Regions from separate parts of the Homo sapiens genome. Here all the other regions are linked to region 2. Evidence: chromatin contacts called from ENCODE Hi-C or POLR2A ChIA-PET data. All regions are on one chromosome and are shown on one strand. Each heading gives the region's core, a stretch centred on a gene start or an enhancer-like site at or near the end of the contact. The rest is flanking DNA. Distances are from core to core; before and after follow the strand shown.

Evidence for each region. Hi-C counts contacts between places; a loop is a spot of excess contacts on that map. ChIA-PET counts read pairs that join two places held with the same protein, here RNA polymerase II (POLR2A). Pooled maps may share reads with other maps.
Region 1: a map of naive thymus-derived CD4-positive, alpha-beta T cell shows a loop between it and region 2 (4-fold over the local background). The contact joins the promoter of MGAT5 here to the promoter of UBXN4 in region 2. A Hi-C loop is called at or near these places in 1 of 168 maps with a recorded cell type or tissue (naive thymus-derived CD4-positive, alpha-beta T cell) and 4 of 50 pooled maps. POLR2A ChIA-PET finds 5 or more read pairs at or near these places in 1 of 52 experiments (T-cell).
Region 3: a pooled map shows a loop between it and region 2 (2.3-fold over the local background). The contact joins the enhancer-like site here to the promoter of UBXN4 in region 2. A Hi-C loop is called at or near these places in 2 of 168 maps with a recorded cell type or tissue (CD8-positive, alpha-beta T cell and naive thymus-derived CD4-positive, alpha-beta T cell) and 4 of 50 pooled maps. POLR2A ChIA-PET finds 5 or more read pairs at or near these places in 2 of 52 experiments (HEK293 and naive thymus-derived CD4-positive, alpha-beta T cell).
Region 4: a pooled map shows a loop between it and region 2 (4-fold over the local background). The contact joins the enhancer-like site here to the promoter of UBXN4 in region 2. A Hi-C loop is called at or near these places in 1 of 37 single-sample maps with no recorded cell type and 2 of 50 pooled maps. POLR2A ChIA-PET finds 5 or more read pairs at or near these places in 1 of 52 experiments (OCI-LY7).
Region 5: a loop to region 2 is called in a pooled map, with 6 times the contacts of the local background. The contact joins the enhancer-like site here to the promoter of UBXN4 in region 2. A Hi-C loop is called at or near these places in 5 of 50 pooled maps.
Region 6: a loop to region 2 is called in a map of OCI-LY7, with 6 times the contacts of the local background. The contact joins the enhancer-like site here to the promoter of UBXN4 in region 2. A Hi-C loop is called at or near these places in 1 of 168 maps with a recorded cell type or tissue (OCI-LY7), 1 of 37 single-sample maps with no recorded cell type and 2 of 50 pooled maps.

What each region holds. Positions count from the first base shown.
Region 1 is chr2:134,251,814-134,255,625 of GRCh38, reverse strand. MGAT5 (alpha-1,6-mannosylglycoprotein 6-beta-N-acetylglucosaminyltransferase) reads right to left here and starts at 1,554. Exons shown (of 16, transcript NM_002410.5): 1 at 982-1,554. The coding sequence starts at 1,222.
Region 2 is chr2:135,740,035-135,743,637 of GRCh38, reverse strand. It overlaps UBXN4 (UBX domain protein 4), which reads right to left and starts at 1,783. Exons shown (of 13, transcript NM_014607.4): 1 at 1,627-1,783. The coding sequence starts at 1,708. It overlaps LOC107985946 (a long non-coding RNA gene), which reads left to right and starts at 994. Exons shown (of 1, transcript NR_163478.1): 1 at 994-2,809. RefSeq lists a silencer at 1,196-1,245 and enhancers at 542-1,317, 1,646-1,705, 2,036-2,165.
Region 3 is chr2:134,135,173-134,138,566 of GRCh38, reverse strand. It overlaps a transcript of MGAT5 not described here. Among named protein-coding and RNA genes, the nearest start is that of MIR3679, 9.7 kb to the right of the region's middle. Within about 2 kb of position 1,251, at least 17 of the 41 ENCODE cell types and tissues checked have a DNase peak (open chromatin) inside an H3K27ac peak, as active enhancers do.
Region 4 is chr2:134,273,527-134,276,871 of GRCh38, reverse strand. All of the region lies in intron 2 of MGAT5 (alpha-1,6-mannosylglycoprotein 6-beta-N-acetylglucosaminyltransferase), which reads right to left. Among named protein-coding and RNA genes, the nearest start is that of MGAT5, 21 kb to the right of the region's middle. Within about 2 kb of position 1,416, at least 3 of the 41 ENCODE cell types and tissues checked have a DNase peak (open chromatin) inside an H3K27ac peak, as active enhancers do; they include OCI-LY7, where a contact is called at or near this core.
Region 5 is chr2:134,230,542-134,234,010 of GRCh38, reverse strand. It overlaps a transcript of MGAT5 not described here and the pseudogene RNA5SP104. Among named protein-coding and RNA genes, the nearest start is that of MGAT5, 22 kb to the left of the region's middle. Within about 2 kb of position 1,415, at least 9 of the 41 ENCODE cell types and tissues checked have a DNase peak (open chromatin) inside an H3K27ac peak, as active enhancers do.
Region 6 is chr2:134,737,457-134,740,906 of GRCh38, reverse strand. No RefSeq gene overlaps it. Among named protein-coding and RNA genes, the nearest start is that of TMEM163, 20 kb to the right of the region's middle. RefSeq lists an enhancer at 902-1,121. Within about 2 kb of position 1,491, at least 5 of the 41 ENCODE cell types and tissues checked have a DNase peak (open chromatin) inside an H3K27ac peak, as active enhancers do; they include OCI-LY7, where a contact is called at or near this core.

The DNA of each region.
Region 1 (3,812 bases), core at 305-2,804, 1.5 Mb after region 2:
CTACAGACCAAGTCTGCTCTGCAAAACACAGCATGATCTAAATTCCATTTGCAATTTTTTTCCAAGTATTTGTGTGTGTATGTGTATGTATATATATATGTGTGTGTATATATATATGTGTATATATGTGTATATATATGTATATATGTATATATATGTATATATATATTTGTGTGTGTATGCAAAGTATCAGAAAAATACACACTGAAATGTTAATTGTGGTTATTGCCTGGAGTAGTAGACTTATGTGTAATTTTTTTCTTTTTTTGCTTGTCTACAGCTTCCAACTTTTTCTATATTAAACATAAAAGAAAAATAAGTTACATCCCATATGTGTATTTTTTTACTCTTTCTGATTTCAAAAAGAATTCTGAAAAAAATTCTTTAAAGAAAAAGCAACAAGTACACAAAGATTCCTTTCAAAGTGAGGGCAGTTAGAGACAAGGGCAAGAAGAAGAGCAACATAACCTCAAGAAGCCAAAGGTTAAAACTCACCAGCATGCAAGTGCCAGTGTCATATTTATTGGCTGGAGGGAGGAACACAATTGGCTCTAAGTTTACTGGCTTCCATAGAACATTCCTCCCCATCCTCTTCACCTCACCCCCACCAGCCTTAATTAAGTTTTGTTTAGGGAAAGATGAGAATATTTTTCAGCATTCCCTGAACTCACTCCCACATGAGATCACATGGTTCCTGAAATGTGTTCAGGGAGAAGGAGCTAGCTGCAAACACAACCAATAGAGCCCTAACTATACTAACCCACTGACTCCAGGGGAAAGTGTGTCTGCATACACCAGCTCAGAACCCCCAAAATGGCATTGCTTTAATTTCCTAAAGATGCCTCTCTGTGTGCAATTCACTGCTTATGAAGGCAGTGGCAAAGGACATTCAGTCCATGACAAGACCATATCTGGGAGCTTCTAGGGCCATTTCAAGGCCAAGGCACACTTTAATGGAGAGGTCCCAGAAACAGTGCTTACCATAAGCTGTCATGACTCCAGCGTATGGCCCATCCACCACATTCCTGTTTTCTTCTGCCAGTGCCTTGATGTACCTTTTGCTGAGGTCCAGGATCTGCTCGCGCAGCATGGAGCTGCTTTCAGGCTGAGTTCGCTGCTGGATGGTAAAGTGCAGAAGCATCATACCCCAAATGAAGCCAAAAGTCACCAGGAAAAAGCCCAGCTTCTGAGAGGACAACTTCCACGGAGTGAAGAGAGCCATTGCTCTCTGGCAACTTCACCTGTCCTTGGCTCTTAACGCGTAGAAGATAGACACAAATTCATGGTGTAGGTTGAGTGTGAGAGTCTGCTGGTCTCACTCTGGCTCCTGTGTCAGCTGGTTGCCTTTCCTCACTTCCATTCTGCTGTGAAGGAGGAGAAGAATTAGCCAAGTGGTCATGGCACAATACAGCAAAATAAACCAGAAGCCATGTTTTCACTTGAATACCTCTAAGTAAAATGTCAACTCTTAAATTTGCTGGTTCAATATCTTATGATTCAGGAACTGTAAGCTGAGGGGAAATCTGGCTAGGCAACAAGAAGCTAAGCAATTATGAAGGGGGAAGTGTGCGTCTGCGTGTGTTAACAGGTGTAGTGGGGCTGTTCCAGCCTGGACCAAATTCAAAACAGGAAGTTTGTTTTGCAAGGTGGGGAGGAGACAGAAGGATATTTGGCGGAATGTCAGCAAAAACGGGGAGGGTGGAGTCATATCACCATCAGGCCCTTTTGTGTGCCTGTAACTTAAGCTTACAAAGTCATTATTATGTGCTTCTGGCAAGGACTAGAACATGCAACTGGTGAGGTGAGCAAGAAAGTGGATGCCCCCTTGGGGGTAACTAGACAAAGAAGAGGTAGATTGCTACATCTTATTTGAGCATGGCCAGCTTTCACCATCAGTGTTTAGTGATGAGATGGCTCTCTCAGGGCCACCAGGCAACCTCTCTAGGTGCACCAGCACAGAGAAGATATGCCAGAGGTACAAGCAGGGGTATTGCTTTCCCAGCTACATGAGGAAAAGGTACACCTCACTGCTCACTTGCATGCTGTAGCACAAGAAATGTGGAACACCTGGCAGGCAGATTTTCTGTGGTTCTCACTTTCACTCCCACCATGAGGCAAAATGAGACATTAAAAGGCAGAGTAGTTTCAATATTAATGCAGCCAGATCCTATCTAATGCCAGCACAGACCAGGCCACTCTTCTCAATCAGGGCTTCCCAACAAGTAGGACCTGAGCATAGGTTGCAAATGGTTACCAGCATGCCCACCCCTTCAGCCAGAGTCCTGGGCCCAATACCAGTCAGCTTACGAATAGCGCCATTTTCTAAGTGCCACTCAAGGGAGAGGCTGAGCAATGATCCGATCCCTTATAAGAGACTAACCCAGGCTGTACTTCAGAGTGTACATACATGCTTCAGTCAAAGGATTCTTCTTTGCAAGCGGCCCAAAAGAAAATGGTAGCAGGATCTTGAAGCAATTAGCTTTCAGAGCCCTGGATCACTGTTGGTCTGCCTCTTACTGTTTTCCCATTGCCTATCAACAGAGTAAAAATAAATTATAAATTCTAGCTATATCCCAGATATTGTGACATACCATCTTTTGTGGCTTTGCTCACTGAATCCTCAGAAGTTCTATATGGTAAGAAGTATGAATATTATCGTCTCTGTTTTATTAGAAACATGAGAAAATAAAGGTAAAAGGTGATTAACTTGGCAAAGGTCAGCCAGCTATGTGGCAGAGGACTGATCATCTAGGCATGGCCCAGGGGTTATTAAACCATGCCCCACCTTCCCTACATCATCCTCACTCCCCCAACAGCCTGTTTGTATATGGCAGAGAATGATATATATATGCTTAATGGGTCATGAAAAGCAATAAAAAATATGTAACAGATACTCTTTGTAGCCCAGAAGGCCTAAAATATTTACTATCTACCTCTTAACAGAGAAGGTTTGCCAACCTCTCAATTCTAGACCAGTGGTTCTCCAAATGTGGTCCCAAACTCAGTAACAGCAGCATCACCAGTGAGAAATGTGAATTCTCAGGCCCCACCCACACCCACTGAATCAGCAACTGAGGAGATGTGGTCCACAGCCTATCCTTTAACAAGCCTCGAGGTGATTCTGATGCACACTCATGTTTCAGAGCCCTTGACCAGGCAGCCTGATTCCAGACCCATACATTCCATCACTATTCAACACCCACCACAATGCCTATTAAAATGAGGCTCAACCTCTGTCTTGTACTATCATAACGTAAGTTCCTCTGCCCCATCACACCCCTCTCCCACTACGTACCTGCTGGTCTGCTCATTACCATAAACCCTGCACATGCTTCCTGAGAGGCTTCCCCTTCTTCACTCGGCTGCTCCTCCCACCCAGCTGGCACATGAGTGCTCTCTATTATGCTGACAATCAAACCCAGCCTGTTTGCCAGACCCCAGCTCTAGTCCCACCACCTGCCTCAGACCACTTTCCCCAGGGCTCCAGCCTGCAGTGTTCCTTTCCTAGTCTTACAACACTTCTCTGACAATGGAATACTATTCAACCAGAAAAAGAGAGAGAAATCCTGTCTTTTGCAGCAACAGGGATATACCCGAAGGACATTATGCTAAATGAAATAATCCAGGCACAGAAAGGCAACTACCGTACAATCTCACATGCAGAAGCTAAAAAGTTGCTATCATAGGAGATAACAGAACAGTGGTTACCAGGGGTGGGGAGGAGAGAGGGGGATGAGGAGGGAGTGGTCAATGGGTAAAAAGTTACATTTAGGAGGAATAAGTTCTGGTGTTCTATTGCACAGCAAGGTGAC
Region 2 (3,603 bases), core at 534-3,033:
CAAATTGTTCAGTTTTTTCCTTAAGAAACAAAAAAGCCAGTTTTTTTGAAGCTACTAAAAAATTTGACTGTTAAGACATGTAAATCCTTTTTGTGGCCCTAGTGCAAGTCACTTTATGACTGCTGACCTAAGTGCCTCATCTATAAAATGGGGATAATTAAACCTGTTCTATTTACTGCAAGGATCAACTGAGATATTAGGAGAAAAACAATTTAAAATGTCAAAAACCTACTAATGTACACAATAAGCATAGTGTCATTTACTTTTCCTTTCATTTTCAATCCATTTTTTTCCTTACGGGATTACAGAATTAATTTATGTAAAGTATAATATAACCCCCAGACAGCATCACAGAATCTAAACTATTCAAGCTCTTCTAATAAACAGCATTGAGCTAAAAACTTGGCGTAACAAAACAATTATAAATTCCAAATTTAATGCTAAATGACATTCACATTTCAGTAATTCGTTCTTCACTGCAGTGCATAAAGTTATAGAGCTATTAAAAGACGAGTTAATTATGAATAAACCGTTATTAAACACAAATAGTTGAAGAAATACACCTCAAATTAACAACAGCCACAAACATTGATTTGGTCCATGTAATGAGTATGAGCAGAACCGTAGAGGCAGGGAGTTCACTGTAAATCTACAAGATTTCAGTAATAAAACAGGAGAATATGGAGCAAAATAGCCTAGAGCAACAGAGAATATATGAGTTAATAAACGTTCTCAAAGTCGTGTAGATTTTAGCCTAAGAAGACAACAAAGGGAAGAAACCAAGGACTGAACGTCTATTTTCTTTGAAACTAATGGATTTTTTTTAAACTTACATTATTTCACACTAGATCCCCTACCAAGACTGCCATAAAGAAAAATTAAACCTCTATTCAGCTCAAAAGTTTACGTTTCAGGAACGTACTAACACCAGTAACCGTGAACATCAGGTGGTTTCTCTTTGTTGCTTATCGATGACACAGCTTTCTTCCCGACAGTCCACAACTAATTACAACCCAACTGCTTGCCTAATGGCCCGTTCCTACCTCCATCTAAACAGCAGTAACGAAACGGGCGTTCAAGCAGCACAAAGAGGGTCCTTGGTGACAGAGAGGGACGTCAGGGAGAGGGTCGCGGGGGTCTGGCTGCGCAGGGGAGAGGCTCGGGGCGACGAGCGGGGCTGGGCGGCTGGGGCCTGCTGGCCGCGTCCGTCGCCCCGAGCGGGGAGATTTCGGCGGGCCTCGGGGCGCTTTGGAGACCAGGGCCAGACGGTGCCTCCGGCCCGGCTGCCGGGAGACGCAGCGGTGGGGCCAGGCCCACTGTATCTCAAACGAACCGGGGAGGCGCTGAACAGCCACGGGCCGGCAGCCCGGGCCTCGCAGACACTGAGGAAAGGCTGGGGGCGCCCGGGGCCTGAAGGAGCAGGGCGCTGAGGGTCTGCATGGCCCCTCTGGGGGATCTGGCGGCGGAGTCGCAGCCGTCCCTGGGGCGCGGGGTAGTAGTGGCAATTGTGCGAGCCGACAGGAGCCCGCGTCTCGGGGAGGGCGGGCCGGCGGCTGAGGTATACAAGAGGATGAAGGTAGGCCGGAGGGGTGTCCCGGCCGCCTCTCGAACCCCTGCCTCCTTCACCTGCCACGAACACCACGAAGACCGCGCCGCTCCTTTTGGCCGTCGCGATGGCGGCCGGAATGGCGCCCTGGAACCACAGCATCGCTCCCTTCGGGCCCAGGCGCTCGCTCGGTGTGTAGTCTCCGCAGTCCCGAAGCCGGCTCCGCCCTCCGTCTTCGTCCGGCTCTGCGGCCCCCGCAACCTTGGCTGGTTCGGCCCCCACCTCCGGCTCCGCACAAGCGCGCACGCCCGTCAGCGGCACCCGGAGACGCGCGCTAGCGCGCGCGAGAACACCTCACGTCACAGTCGCAACCCGTCGGTGTCCGTGCCCCAGGACCTTCTCTCGTTGGCGAGTCGATGGTGCGGGCGCGCGCCCGCTAGGCCTCCGGTCGCGCAGTCCAGGAAGTGGAGGAAAGCGGTAAGAGGGATGACTAACCGCTAAGACACGTCGGCGGCGCCTGCAGTGAGGCATGATGGGAATTGTAGTCCACTTAGGCTTATTCGCCTCCATATTGTGGAGCATGTAACTGTGGGTTCTGAGGCACAGCTAAAGGGGGCAGTAGTGAGGGCCACTACACATTCTATAAAGGGGAGAGGGAGAAATAAGTGTCACTCCAACTGGCATATGCTATTCTCGGCCTCGTTGAGACTCTCAGTGTGGAGGAAATAGTCCTCGCATGGAACTAAATGGGCTTTGTCGGGATTAACTCCGAGGCTTTGATTTCTTCTGAACGTAGCCCAACCTTGCAGAAAAACGGGATAAAAACCGCAAGTCACCTTCTTTAATAACCTGTAGTCCATGTGCCTAAGCGGAGGAATTGGTAGAACGCAGGCCTTCAGCAATTTCCTAGACACTGGATAGAGATCATTTCAAAACTTCAAAACGCGTTAGGCTATTGCCACAGCTACTTTTTAAAGTAACACAAAGCAGAGAATAGATTATTTCTTTTCCAGCTACTTTCCATGGTAATACAAAAGAGACTAGATAGTGATTTATTTTCCAATTTTCTGGGAGAATGTCCTATAATCAAGATGTGGCGCTTTGTGATTGGCTGCCATTAAATGAAAACTGATCCATATTTAATACTTTCATGAAATCACATGGTCTGTAATAACTATTAGCTAAAGGCTTGCATGGTTTATTTAAAGTTGCATATACTATTATGTTAAATTCTACATCAATTAAATTTATCCTCCAGCAGTACATCTATCTGACAATCTTTGCAAGATAAAGGAAGTGATACATCTGAATATACCACCTTTCCTACAGATATTTTCCCTAAAAATAGCTAATTATTTGCACTCCGATTTTTGTACTTTTTTTCCCAATCAGGCCTCTCGTATATAGTGTTATTATAAACTGAGACATAATGCTGATTAGGGACAGTTGCTTCTATAGGACAACAATCCTACAGAAAAATTAGAATTGACCTTTAACATCAACTTTAATGGACTTCTGGAAATTTGATCAATCTAGAAATTATTCCAATAGAGCTATGTCTTTAATTATCTCTAATTTTAGAATTAAATAAGAATCCTTCATAGTTTTATATTCATTTGTCAAGTGTTTATCACTCATCTTTTATGAGCTAGGCATTGTGCCTGGCACTGATAAGGAGGTGAGGCAGTCAGAAGAAGGCCCTGTCTTTGTGACTGTACAGTCTAGTCAGGAAGACAGACATTGAATAAGTAATTATGAGTGATGATAAATGTCACAGAAGGGTAATTCAGAGTGCTACAGAAGTGTATGAGGATGGGACCGAACATGGGCTAGTGGAGTCAGAAAGGGCCTTCATGAGGAAATGACGTGTCGGGGAACTCTAGGTAGGTGAAGGAGAAGGCTATTCCACATGAGGCTCTGAAGCAAGCAAACACAGTGCACTTGCAGAACTAAAAAATGCCCAGTGTGGCTATAACATAGAAAGAGGAGTGTGGTACAAGTGAGGCTGGAAAGCTAGGCAAGGATCAGATGATACAGAGTCTTGAAAATCATGTTAA
Region 3 (3,394 bases), core at 2-2,501, 1.6 Mb after region 2:
GTCCTCACCTTTTGGTTGTCAAGTTGAAGACAGGACCTATATTTTCCACTTTCTACTGTGATATGGTCTATAAAATGGTAATGGGATCTATCCGTGTCCAGCAGCTGCACAATTAATTCTGTCATCCATCTGACCAGAAGATGGACCACACATGGGTACTTTAACTCCTACACTTTAGACCTTCTGGACTTTATTTATGCTCTCCACAAAGTAGGATTAAAATATGAAACAGTCTGAGTGAATGTGGTTCAGAGTGGGGGAGGGGAGTGGTCAGAGATCCTACAGACTGAATCACTAACTCTTAGCGAGTAAATTTGGTGAATTTCTTGCTTTCTCAAGCCAAAAAAAAAAGGGCAATGATAGAAGAACAGCTTCTTAATAAAATTATGTTAGGTATCTCACTTTAAAAATTAGGCCTAGGTCAGACTCACCTCTATAATCCCAGGACTTTGGGAGGCTGAGGTGGGAAGATCACTTGATCCCACGAGTTTGAGACCAGTGACCAGTGACCAGCGCCACTGCCCTCTAGCCTGGGCAAGAGAGCAAGACTCTGTCTCAAAACAAAAAAAAAAAAAACAGGCCTAATTGTGCCAACAATCTTGAACACAAATCTGTAATATCAATCAGTGACTCAGAAAGCAACATAACTTTGCTATTTCCATTTGCAAAAAAAAAAAAGAAAAGAAAGGCGAGATGCTATCCCTTCATTGATAAACTTGTTAAATACAAATACATTATCTTTAAACAGTAAGAATATAATGTAATGTAACTGCCTCAATAATAAAACTGACCAATAACATAGAAAAATGAAGCAGAAAAAAAAAATAGAGACTATTCTAGTCCAAGCTTCAGCGTTAATATTTTTTTAAACAAAGAACGAAAAATTATTATTCCCATTATCTTTTCATATGGTTATCCGAGGGATTTGTGTTGAATACAAGAAATCCCTCCCCGCTCTGACTTCTAAAGAAACAGGAAGGAAATGTTCAGCATTTTCATGCTCTAAATATAGCTACAAGTGGAAAGAGATGCCCATGGCAGCACAGCAATGACTTCAAGTCTGCAGCCTGACGAGGTGCAGTACAATAAGCTCTTCTGTGGACAGAGTCATTTCCTATCAAGAGAAGTTTCCAGAAACAGAAAAGGGCTGACTCCACTCTCAGAAATCCAGGTACAGCAGCGGCAGAGCACCCTCTGGGCTGGACTCACTGAGTGGCAAGCGGGAAGCCAAGAGGAAGTGCATTCCTATGGCGCTGACTACCTCCAAGCCAAGCCCCAATTCCTAGGGGATGCCCCTCTGTCCAAAGCCATACGCCAACAGGAAAACACCCCTGGCAACCATGTGCACAACATATTTCTTGGGCAGAGACCTATTTCTTAGAGTGCTGTTGTCGATGATATAACCTTAAAGCATACCAAGAGGAAAACAGGGGGTTAATGTGTATTTAGGGCATTTTCCTGCAGAATGTCTGTGGGTTTTCTCCACTTGAAAAACTGAAACTGAAGCTGAAATCAGACTTCTGTTTAGGATTCAGATAATTAGGACATTTGGCTTTAAATGAATCACATACCTTGTAGTGACAGATATGGCCTTGCTAGAGGAACGTTCTGACAAACTTGCCTCCCTGGATATGATAAACCAGTGAGCCAAGAATAGAGCTCAATTCTTTGACCAGGTCTAAGATAAAAAGTTGGAGATAAGCCCACACCCACTCTACAAACGCACCTGACAGCCTTGGAGAAAGCCCAAGTCAGGAGGAGGTCAACTCTTGATGAAGAGGAGGGAAAGGGGAGCAGTGGGTGTGCAGGGTCTAGAACACACCACAATTCTACTGTACCCCTTGGCAAACTAGGGGCAGCCTATGGACTCCTTCTCAGAAAGACTTTTTTAATGCATAAAATAAAATACACAGGACTGCAGAGGAAATCAATGATATTGAAATACTGTTACCAAAATATTTTTTATATTTATTTATTTATTTTATTTATTCATGTATTTTGAGACAGAGTCTCACCCTGTTGCCCAGGCTGGAGTGCAGTGGTGCAATCTCAGCTCACTGCAACCTTTGCCTCTGGGATTCAAGTGATTCTCCTGCCTCAGCCACCCTAGTAGCTGGGATTACAGGCACCCGCCACCACGCTCAGCTAATTTTTTATTTTTGGTAAGAGACAGGATTTTGCCATGTTGGCCATGCTGGTCTCAAACTCCTGGCCTCAAGTGGTCCGCCCACCTCGGCCTCCCAAAGTGCTGGTATTACAGGCATGAGCCACCGCGTCTGGCCCCCCAATTTTTTTTTTAATTGGTAAATGGCAATACCTGCAGCTTGTATCTTAACACATTAAATAATACTATCTAGCAACAGGTGCAACAACCACCGTAATTTCAAAGTGGTGATGAATACTGGTATTTCAACACACCTGTTAATCATCTCTAATGTGACATGAAAATATTAGATTTCTATTGGTGACAAAGTCACAAACAGCACTAATACTACTGTGACTTATGTCCAACCTTCCAAAGTGAAAGAATTGCCAAATTTTGGCTAGAAGTTAGGGAAAATGAAAGTGTAATATTTTCCCATGCAAGTTCACAGGTTTCCCTGAAACCTTGTGCAGTTATGAAACTCATGTGACAACCTAATTTTACCTTCCATTCCTGCAGTTTTTCCAGAATAATGCAGAGACCTACACGGGAGCCATGGCCCAGCAAGAGCCAAAAACTACCTGTATGCATGGGAGGGTGGAGGTTGTACAACAAGGACAGTCCACCACCCATGGCTGTGGCTCGGGGAGGAGCACTATGGGACCAATATCTCTATTTCTGCTATACCCCACATGTGGGCCAAGGTTTCTTTTTTTTTTTTTTTTTTTTTTTTGAGATGGAGTCTCACTCTGTTGCCAGGCTAGAGTGCAGTGGCGCGATCTCGGCTCACTGCAACCTCCATCTCCCGGGTTCAAGCAATTCTCCTGCCTCTGCCTCCCAAGTAGCTGGGACTACAGGCACGTACCACTATGCCCAGCTAATTTTTGTATTTTTAGTAGAGACAGGGTTTCACCATGTTGGCCAGGATGGTCTCAATCTCTTGACCTCGTGATCCGCCCGCCTCTGCCTCCCAAAGTGCTGGGATTACAGGTGTGAGCCACCGCACCAGGCTGGTTTGCTTTCTTTAAAAATGCTTCACATTAAAAGTATTAATTCAGCTGAATCATTAGTCTAGAGAAAAAACATTACTTTACAATTCATTTCCCCTAGTGCAATGTTCTAAACCCTATCAGTCCCAAAGCCCCTGGGGCTTACAGTGAACTTATAACACTCTCTTTACTATCTGAACCAAATGCTCAGATAACCTACCTAAACACAATTTCAAACATATACATTTAATGTCCTAAGATT
Region 4 (3,345 bases), core at 167-2,666, 1.5 Mb after region 2:
ACCCTAACGTGGGTCTCAAATTCTTTCTCCCTGGGCCATAGGAACATCTCTAACCCAGGGCATTCTCCTCCTAACTGAAGATTAAATGCAGTCTCTCTCACCCATTCATATGCATTTCACTCCACATGGCCCATAATTATTCTCTGGAAATACAGACCTCACACCTATTCATCCTCCTACTTTAAACCTCTCATCAACTGCCACGGCCCAGGGAACAAAATAGAAACTCCTTCATTTAACATTGAAAATGCATCACAAATCCCAATTAACTCTCTAGTCTCATTTTCTTCAATATTGCTCCAAGTATGCTGTCAAGGGTATTTTCTGATGTAAAGTAGATCTTTGGGGACCTGTCTTGTTTTCTTTAACTTATTTAATTTACTCTCTCATATCTTGATAATTATATACTTTGCTTAAAATAACAAAGAATTTCTTCTAAAACATTCTGCAATTTAAACCCATTCTCTAAGACTACTTTGTACCATTGTTATCCGGAATTAGTGGTCCTTTCACGAGAAGAAATAATTACCTTCTATAGAAGCAGAAGTAAAATGTACATTGCCAAAAGCACACTGTGGGCCAGGAAAGGAGTTCCTTAAGGGCAGGATCCTAAAATAGTCTTCTGGGAGTTTCTAAAATCTCTTTCCTTGGAGGCCTCCAAGACCAGTGGCAAAGCTAAATGAGGTGGAGATTGGCGGGCGGCGGGGGTGGGGGGGCTTGTGAACAGCCTTGCTAGGAAAAGGGAAAGGAACTTTAGGTCTCAGCTGGCAATCAGGAAACTTCAGCGTCTCAGGCGTCTTTCTGCACTAACCATAGGTGAAAATATCTGCTGGCACCAGATTCTAACAGTATCTCATAGATCGGAATTTCACAAACCTGCCACAATTGACATTTGGGGCTGGATACTTCTATTATGGGCAGTGTCTTATATATTGTAGGATGCTTTTTGCAGCATCTCTTGTCCTCATCTATTAGAAATAAATAGGCCAGTCACAGTGGCTCATGCTTGTAATCCCAGCACTTTGGGAGGCTGAGGTGGGAGGATCGTTTGAGCCTAGGAGCCCAACCAGCCTGGGCAACATAGCAAGACCCCATTCTCTACAAAAAATAAGAAAAAAGAATTTGCCGGGCATGATGGCACATTGCCTGTAGTCCCAGCTACTCAGAAGGCTGAGGCGGCAGGGGGTGGGGACATGGAAGGTCGAGGCTGCAAAGAGCTGTGATAGTGCCACTGCATTCTGGCCTGAGCAACAGAGCGAGACTGTCTCAAAAAAAAAAAAAAAAAAAAAAAAAGGAAATAGCACCTCTTCATTTGTGAAAACCAAAATGTGTCCTGACATTGACATGTGTCCCCTGGGGGCAAAATCGCCCACAGCTGTTAATCACTGCTATAAATTCACTTCCTCAAAGATCACCATCACTTCTGAACTGTCTTTCTTCTTCTAAATAAAAACAAAATATCCTTGACCACACAAAGTGAAAACCATACCAACAAAGACAAGCATTTTTCTGTAAAGATACCAAAAGAATAGCTTCTGACAAGGGTCCACATATTTATTGTTACCATTGCAAATAACAAAACAGAAAGTGACAGGTAGATAGACAGAACATATTTGCTTCTTGCTCAACTTAATAGGAAGCCACCTGCAATCTCATCTCTCTCCCGTCTCTCAGTAGCATCTGGGATCTCACTGACATACCAGTATCTGACCCTGGGAAAGTCATCTGCTGAGCCACTGCCCAGGGGTGGAGCTGGGACACTTCAGGTGCTACTTCAACACAAACTGATGACATGGGTACACATACAAGGAAAGAGCACAGGTACAACTAAATTTCAAGGTCCATTAGCAGCACAAAGAGGGGGAAATTGCACTTCCAAATGCAAGCCCTGGAACTCAGCAGGGACATTTTTCATTTTCAACTTTCAAATGGTAAGAATAATAATAATGGTTGCTGTTTTTAAGAACAGCTTCCAAATTCAAATACATTGCACTTCAACCCCAAATACTAGAAAGTGTTGCATATCGCTCCCCACTTTGGAAAAAATGCAGGGTTGCTGTAAGTTCAACTTGGATTAAATACCAGGAAACTGTCGCTTGAGTTATACCTGTACCTTTGATTTTGTGGTTCTGCTTCCCAAGTGACCTTGCAATTATTAAGTCATCACAACACCACTTGGATGCTATCATTATGGTTTTGGCTTTTAAGGAACAGTCAGCACTGGCCAGTTATTCAGCTGACCTTGAATGACAACTCTTTATTGAGAGTATAAATAAATGTGTACACATGCACATACATACACTACCCCGTAGAGAGCTACACAATGTTCTTGTCCTCTAAAGTATCACAATCTAGGATTGTAACTATCACATCTAGGATTGTAACTATCACATCCTATGAAGCCTCCACATCCCATAACCATTGATGGGAAGTTCAGTCCTGACCAACAAAAAAGGCAGTCCCACTTCTTAGGCGGTGTCTGCTAAGGTCTGAGAACTAGGGAAACGAAATACCAAGTCCGACTTCTAGGCAAATCACCACAAATGTAAATTGAGAAGAAGAACTATAAGAAGAAACTCTTCCAGGTGGTGAAACCAAATGCTGTTCCCTCCAATAGAAACCAATCCATGTGAGCAATATTTACTGAATTATCTTCAACAGGTAAGGCTACAATCAAGACACTATGGGCAGAACAAAGATATATCAGACATTCAGTCCTTAGAAGGCAAGCATTTTCATGATCAGATATGTATACTTTTTACCTTTTCCCCATTTCAGGTACATGACAAAGAACCACAGATCCAATCCTATTCGCTCCACTTCCTCACTTAAGATCACAAAACTAGAGAAAGACAGAATGGGTCTTTCTAAAATTCAAAGCATCATTCTAAAAGGAGAGAATTTTGACGAAGGCCCTTCAAGCCCTTTCAGAAAGTGAATATGGAGAAATTAATTTACTGTGTGATTGGTGGAAGGGTGGGGATTTTAAAAATCTGCTTTTTCATTCCTTTGAGTCCCCTTTCTCTTCAACAAGACAAACAGAGCTCAAAAATCCAGTTCAATCTGATTTCTTGATTTTAATAAAGCTCATTTCCACCTAAATTTCCCTAGGGGCAAATTTACTTTCACATTAAAAAACCCTCGGTGATAAATTTGTGAAGATAAGCCATACTGGATAAAAGCTACACAGAACACAGCTAGAGAGAAAAAATAAGGAGACACACAGACACACACACACACACACACACAGAGCTATCCCCCTAAAGAAAATAAATTTAGGGAATCCTTCTTCAATTGCTATGGTACCCAATTTAGAGACAGTTTATAGCCAACCAGAAGATATAT
Region 5 (3,469 bases), core at 166-2,665, 1.5 Mb after region 2:
TCAGAGATACACCTCAGAAGGCAGCTTCTCAGCTGTGAAAGAAGTTGGCCTTTGCAATCCTCTCTTAGAAGTCTGCTTCGGAATTATTCAAGAGAGCCAGAGTCAAACCTAGAGTGTTGTGCATGAATAGAGAGGCAATCTGGTGTGGCAGAGAGGCTTGGGAATTAGATTCAGATTAAAATCTCTGCACTGACATAAGCCAGCCCTGTGCCCTCTTGAAGTTACAGAAATGAAGATCCAGTTTCCTTATCTGTAAAATGTCTACCTGCAGGGTTTAAATTTGCAAAGGGCCTAGTCTAGTGACCGATCCTTGATGAGAGTTACTGGAGAAGTCTCATGACTCCTACAATGAGCCCCAGAGGCCTCTGTGAGTAAGGTGGAAGGACCTAGCCTTCTGCCTGATCTAAATACATTAAGATCTGCCTTTGCTGACCTAGTTTTATTCTAAAGCAGTTGTGGTTTTCTTTCTTCCCTTCAGTTCCTTTTCTCAAAGGATGTAAGCATATCTGTGTGAAACACATAAAAAAAATGCACCAAGTGTCAGCAAAATGTTACTGTAACTGATAAAAAGGCATTTTCTATCTTGTCCATCAGTTTTGATGAGGAAGCAAAGCAGACTAGCCCAATTCCTAGCATTGGTAAAGATTGCTACTTCAAAGAATTTTCTGGGTCAGCACCTAAAAGTCTGAAATCCATTCCACTGAATTCATTATGACCCATAGTAATACCCCATCTCTCAAAGCAAAACTACACTGTGATTCATTGCATAGAGCCATTCCCTGGTAGACACTATATTTTAGACTTATGAATAAAACAAGTACAGAAAACAAAATAAAACACAGAACCAGCCCTGTACCCTTATATTTTACAATCTACAAAAAACAAAGTCAGATTTACACATACCTGGAAAACAACTCACGATGACATCATTTTAAGCTAACTGAATCTTGGATTCAAGAAGAATCAATGTCTATACTATTCTTCTAGCATAAAACCTGTTGTGGCAGTTTTAACTTTTTAACTTAAGAAAGTTATGACCTTAGGTCACTAGACAGAATTACATTACTCAAATGTATTCTTGGCAAACTCTTTGGGGATATAATTCACTCTGCAAGGAAAAACTGGTAATTGCCACCAATATCTCACACACATGTACATACAAGAAGACACACCATAACACACCATAACAACCACCACCCACAGAATCAAGAAGACCCATGCCATTCTTAAATGAAAATGTGCACCAGTTAAGAAATAATCTAACATCTCAGGTTAGCAGGAAGTGCCACACTCCAACCTAACAAGAAAAATGGGCATTAAAAAAACATTACATAGGTCTGTGGTCTATTAACAGTAACCTGTTAGTATCAACTTCCTGGTTTGGTATTGTAACAGAGCATGAAATCTGGGGAAGGATGGGTCCGTGGGTCTCTTTGTACTGTTTTTACAACTTCCTGTGAAATTATTTCAAAATAAATTGTTTTCTAAGCATTACTTATTGGGTATCATCCTGTTTGGGGAGATTTTTCAAGATGTAGAAGCCCTTTCCCAAGGCCCCTCTTCAGCTAATGGGTCCAGAATAGGATATACACCTAAATACTTTGAAAAGGGTTCTGGTTCCTAGATGATCTGAAACTCCTCCCCTGTTGAGTAAGAACCACCACCAAATGGCAGGTAAATCACTGAAGACATTTAACAGTGCTGAGGCCACCATATTTGATATTGGCTGCTGTGTAGAGGATGGGTTTGAAGGGTGGCTCATGAAAATCCGGGTGAGAAATGAGTCCAATAAAGGCCTGAACAGGGTAGTGGCAGTCCAGTCATAATAAGAAACCAAATGCTAGAAATACTTAAGAGGTCAAATCAGCAGGACAGTGGGCAATGACTAACTGGAAGGAATGAGGGAAGACGAGGAGGAGGAGGAGGAGTATAGAATGACCACTAGGCTTCCAGCTTGGGCAGCTGAGGAAAAGGTGACATGTCATTCACCAAGACAGGAAAATGGAGGAGCTGGTTTGTGAGGGAGGATGGCTGCCTGAAGCTTCCACAGAGCAATAGTACTATATCATATATTGCAGACAGAACGATCTTTGTCTAGAGAGGTAATTCCTTCTTCCTCAACTCACTGGGTGTAAAGTACCAGGGGACAGACAACTCGGCACAGCAGGCAAGAAGGACCAGCCACTACTCAGCCATGTCAGCCACTTGGCCCCGCCCTGGTCTGATCATTTTCACAGCCAGCCACAAACCCAGTGATCTTTCCCCAAATACCTCCAGTGGGTAGAGAGCTACTCAACCAAGCTGCTCCCCACAGGTTCTAGAGGGTCTGGGTTTCTAACATTTCTATTAAAAGAACTCCAGAGGGTGAATGAGGGAAATCATCCATCAATAAATCAAGCAACTAATTATTTCACTTTGCCATAATCTCTTTAAGAAATGGTGTTCCAAAGTGAAAGGAAGAATTCCACATGAGAAGACATCAAGACAGCCTATGAAGATCTTGACATAGGAATTTGTACATTGCTACACAGGAAGCATTTACCACCCACCACAGAGGAATGCAGTTTATTTGATAATTATTTGTCTAGGTTATAAACCCTTTTTGTAACAGTTTACTGAAATATAATTCACATACCATACAATTAACCAACTTAAAATATACAATATAATGGTTTTTACTGGGCTCAGAGTTGTACAAGCATTACAACAATCAGCTTTATAACTTTTCTCCCATATAAGTGCCAACCAGGCTCAACTCTGCTTAGCTTCCAATATCAGAACAGATTGGACACATTCAAGGTAGTGTGGCTGTAGAGAATTTCATATAACATTTTATCATACCCAAAAGAAACCCACACCCTTTAGCTACCACCTCCTAACCCCTCCTCCTCCCCACTCCAGCTCTAAGCAAGCACTCATTCTACTTTGGTGTCTCTATAGATATGCCTATTCTGGACACTTGATATAAATAGAATCATAATATGCAGTGTTCTTTGACAGCTTTCTTTCACAAGGTCCAATGTTGTAGCACATATCAGTGCTTCATTTTGTTTACAGCCAAACAATATTCCATTGAATAGATGCATCACATTTTGTTGATCTATTCATCAATTGATACTATTATGAATAAAACTGCTATGAGCGTTTGTGTATGACTTGATGGGTGTGTGTGTGTGTGTGTGTGTTTTCATTCCCCTTGAGTATATACCTACGAGTAGAATTACTGGGTCATATGATAACTCTGTATTTAACATTTTGAGGAACTGCTAAAATGTTTTCCACAGTAGCTACACCATTTTACATTCCTACCACCAGTGTATGAAGGTTCCAATTTCACCATATTCTTGCCAACACTTATTTGTCTCTTTAACAATTTTTTAAATTGACAAATAATTGTACATAGTCAAGGGGTACATAGTGATGTTTTAATACATAGAATGTATAAAGAGCAGATTAGGGTAATTGCATA
Region 6 (3,450 bases), core at 242-2,741, 1.0 Mb after region 2:
GTCTGCCTTGGCCTCCCAAAGTGCTGGGATTACAGGCATGAGCCACCGTGCCTGGCCTCATCTGGGTTTTTGGATCTCAGCCTGAACCTCACCTCTTAGAGAGGCCTTTCTAAAGTAGAGGCCAGACTCAGGGATCTATTCCATCACTCTGTCTCATCGTCCTATTTTAATTCTCTATGTGACTATCGCATCCTGTAGGTTTTCGTGGTTCTATGTTAACTATCTCTCCTCGCTTGAATGTAAGCTTCTTATGCACAGGACCCTCATGTTTTTTTCTTGCCAATGTCTTCCCACCACCAAAATCAATGTTGTCACATGGTAGACAGTAAATACTGGTTGAAAAAATGAACATCAATAACCACAATAATAGTTGCTTTTTGGCAGCAGGTGCTGATTCAAATGGACTGATGTAAGACCAGGTACTGATTTAAGTGTTCACAAATACCATTTCATTTAGTTCTCTAAAATAATCCTAAATGCAAATATTATTTTCCCCCGTTAACTAAGAAGGAAATGAGGCTTAGGAGAGACTAAATAAGGTTCATGGCTACACCTTTATTAGGGTGCGGGGCAGGGCAGCCCCAACTAATCTATACCTCGACACACATCCTATCCTCTTTGATTACAGGCAGGAAAAGCTGATCCACCAAATTAAAGGTGGTGGCCTCGGGCTGACAAATCTCTGTGGAAGCCCAGGGTGAGGCCCCTTTGTTCTGAGCGGTGGCCTGTGTGAGCATTTGAGGAGGTGCTGTACAGCAAAGGCCCTATCCGTGGCACAGTCTTGATGAGTAACAGACAGACGTCTTTAGAGGCTTTGTTTTCACATCCTCTTTTTGAAAATGGATTTGCTTCCTTAAACACAGTTGGCTTCATCTTTTACATAATACACAGTCATATTACTGCCTTTCGTGAAGCCAGTGTCTTCTTGGCCTCCATGTGTGTCAGCTGAAGCTTTAGACTGTCTGACCACAGAAGCTGATGACCCACAGTCACTTGAATGCTTTCTTCTGTTCCAAGAACCGCACCTAGAGCACCATGGGGATGACCTCATGTCATCCTTGCAACAGCCCAGCTCTGGTTACCTAGCCCATTTTATGGATTAGAACCCTGAGGCTCAAGGGGGCTAAATTTGGCACCCCAAATCACATAACTAGTCCATGGCAGGGGTGGCACAGGATATGAACAAAGGACTGTGTACATTCCTACTGCCTATGTATGTCTGTGCAGCAGCCAGCCAAGAGGCATGTGTTATGTGATGCTTACTATTTATTACTTCTCTACAACAGGGATAAGATAATGATGATGACAATGATAACTCCCAGCCTTGTGATAGGACTTGAGCTTCATTATCTCACAATAGCCCCATAAGGGGTATAGTTGGGGCCCCCACCAGATACACTTTAATCTGCCAGGCACCACCCCGTAGCTGAGTGTTGGCTGCTCACAGGTTGCAGCTGCTTCCTTCTTCTGAATGCTCAGCTAAGGGGAGCCACCTTGCCTAGAAATGCCTGCTTTCCCCCTAGGGGTGGCCACAGACAATGAGTGACAGATATGGGGTGCAAAAGTCTGGTGCCTTGTCTCAAGGTTGCATAACTTTGTGGTGTTCTTCATGCTATGGTGGGATCAGGCTGAGGTGGGATCAGACTGAGAGGTTAAAATGCAGCTGAATCTACATTTTTCTTGGCTTCCTTTTTCTTTCTATCTTGCCACTCACATTCTCTTTCTGAGATCACTTGCACCAAGAATCTGTGTCTCAGGTCCTGCTTCTATAGAACTTCAGACAAGCCCTATGAATCCAGAACTATTGTCCATATTTTGCTGAGCGGGAGCGTGAAGCTGGAGGTGGCTGTCCCCACTTCATCTTGTCCTAGAGATGTGGCATGTCTCTGACCTCCTTAGCCGTGTTGGGAGTGTTCATCTGCAGTGCCCCTCTTTGAAACCACTGCCTCCCAAGGACCAGAGGTGCAATCTCATGGGCTGTGCTCCTCTGGGCCCACTCTTTTTTATCTTCATTCTTTCCCTGGCTTCTGTCTCATCCTGGTTGCCCATCACCCATCATGAACCATGGCCATGGGACACTCTCAGACAAGCTGGAGGCTGAGGTAACCATGAATTTGCCTTGCCCAGCATGATTTTCTTCCTGTGCCTTCTCCTGATAGTAATCCTGCCCTCCAGCTTTGCCCACAGTGTGGACACATGACCCAGGCTGAACCAGGGCACCATCCCTGGCTGGTTACAGAGATTGGCTCAGAAATGAGCACATTGCAGGAACATAAGTCCCTGGATGACCTTGGCCGACCCAGCTCTTCCCCTTCTTGCTTTTCATTCCTAGACAGAAACTACTGAAAATCCTGTAATAAGGAGGAAATGTCTGGAGCAATCCAGGCTACATTCTTATTCCTTCTAGAATAGGATGTTCTGCAGTGCTTGCATTCAGTGGTCCAAGTGGTACCCAGGGTATATAAACCCAGGATGGAGTGCTTTCAGAGTCCCTCAGCTAGAGTGTAATGTGAGGCATGCTTAGACTGCATCTGCCCTTGGCAGCATTCCTGAACCCTGGGGAACTGCTCATGGTGGACCCTGGGTTTCTGTTGATTTTTGCTGCTTAACTGTGAGTAACAAAGTTGCTTTTCATAAATTGTGCCAATGTTCTGTCTTCCCAGACTAGACCAAAAAATGCAAGTGGTGAGGGATTGGGGCTCCTTTTTTCTCCTTGCAACTGTCCTGATGGCGTGGGGACTGCTGCAGCAGCCAGGGCTGCTTTGAGCCCCAGAGTAAGAACCCTCGCAGAACTCTGGAAGCTGGGTTTGTGCAAAACCTCCTGCCAGACTTGAACTTTGCATACATTATCAAGCCAGGATAATTAGAGCCCTTCCTTGGGACTGTTTTATAGAAACTAAGGGAAAGGACAGCCTCCTGCCTCTCGAGTTTTTAGAAGGATTCAAATCTAGGGCTGTCAGCATTCATCTTTCCTGCCATGTGGGAAAGACCCTTCGGAGGTAATATACAGTATGCCGACATTCAGGAAGTGACAGCAGCAAGGCGTGGAGAGAGTAAACAGCAGTCTAACAACAGTGATGCAGTTCAGGGTCTGCCACACCTGGTGCACCCTGTCCTTCCTGCTGACACAAGCCAGCATAGGCTCTGTCATCGATTTCTGTCTGTTTCACCTTGAGATTATCCTGGCTTATCTGGGTGGCTTTATTTTAATCACAAAGATCCTTATAAGAAGAAAGCAGGGGAATCAGAGTCAGAGAGAAGAAGGCTAACTGGCAATAAAAACAGAGATTGGAGCAATTCAGCCAGGAGCCAAGGAGTGACGGCCACCTTTAGAAGCTGGAGGATGCAAGGAAACAAATTCTCTCCTGGAGTCTCCAGAGAAAATCAGCTTTGCTGACACCCCCATAAGATGATTTCAGCCCCATAAGACTCATTTCCAGCTTCTGACTC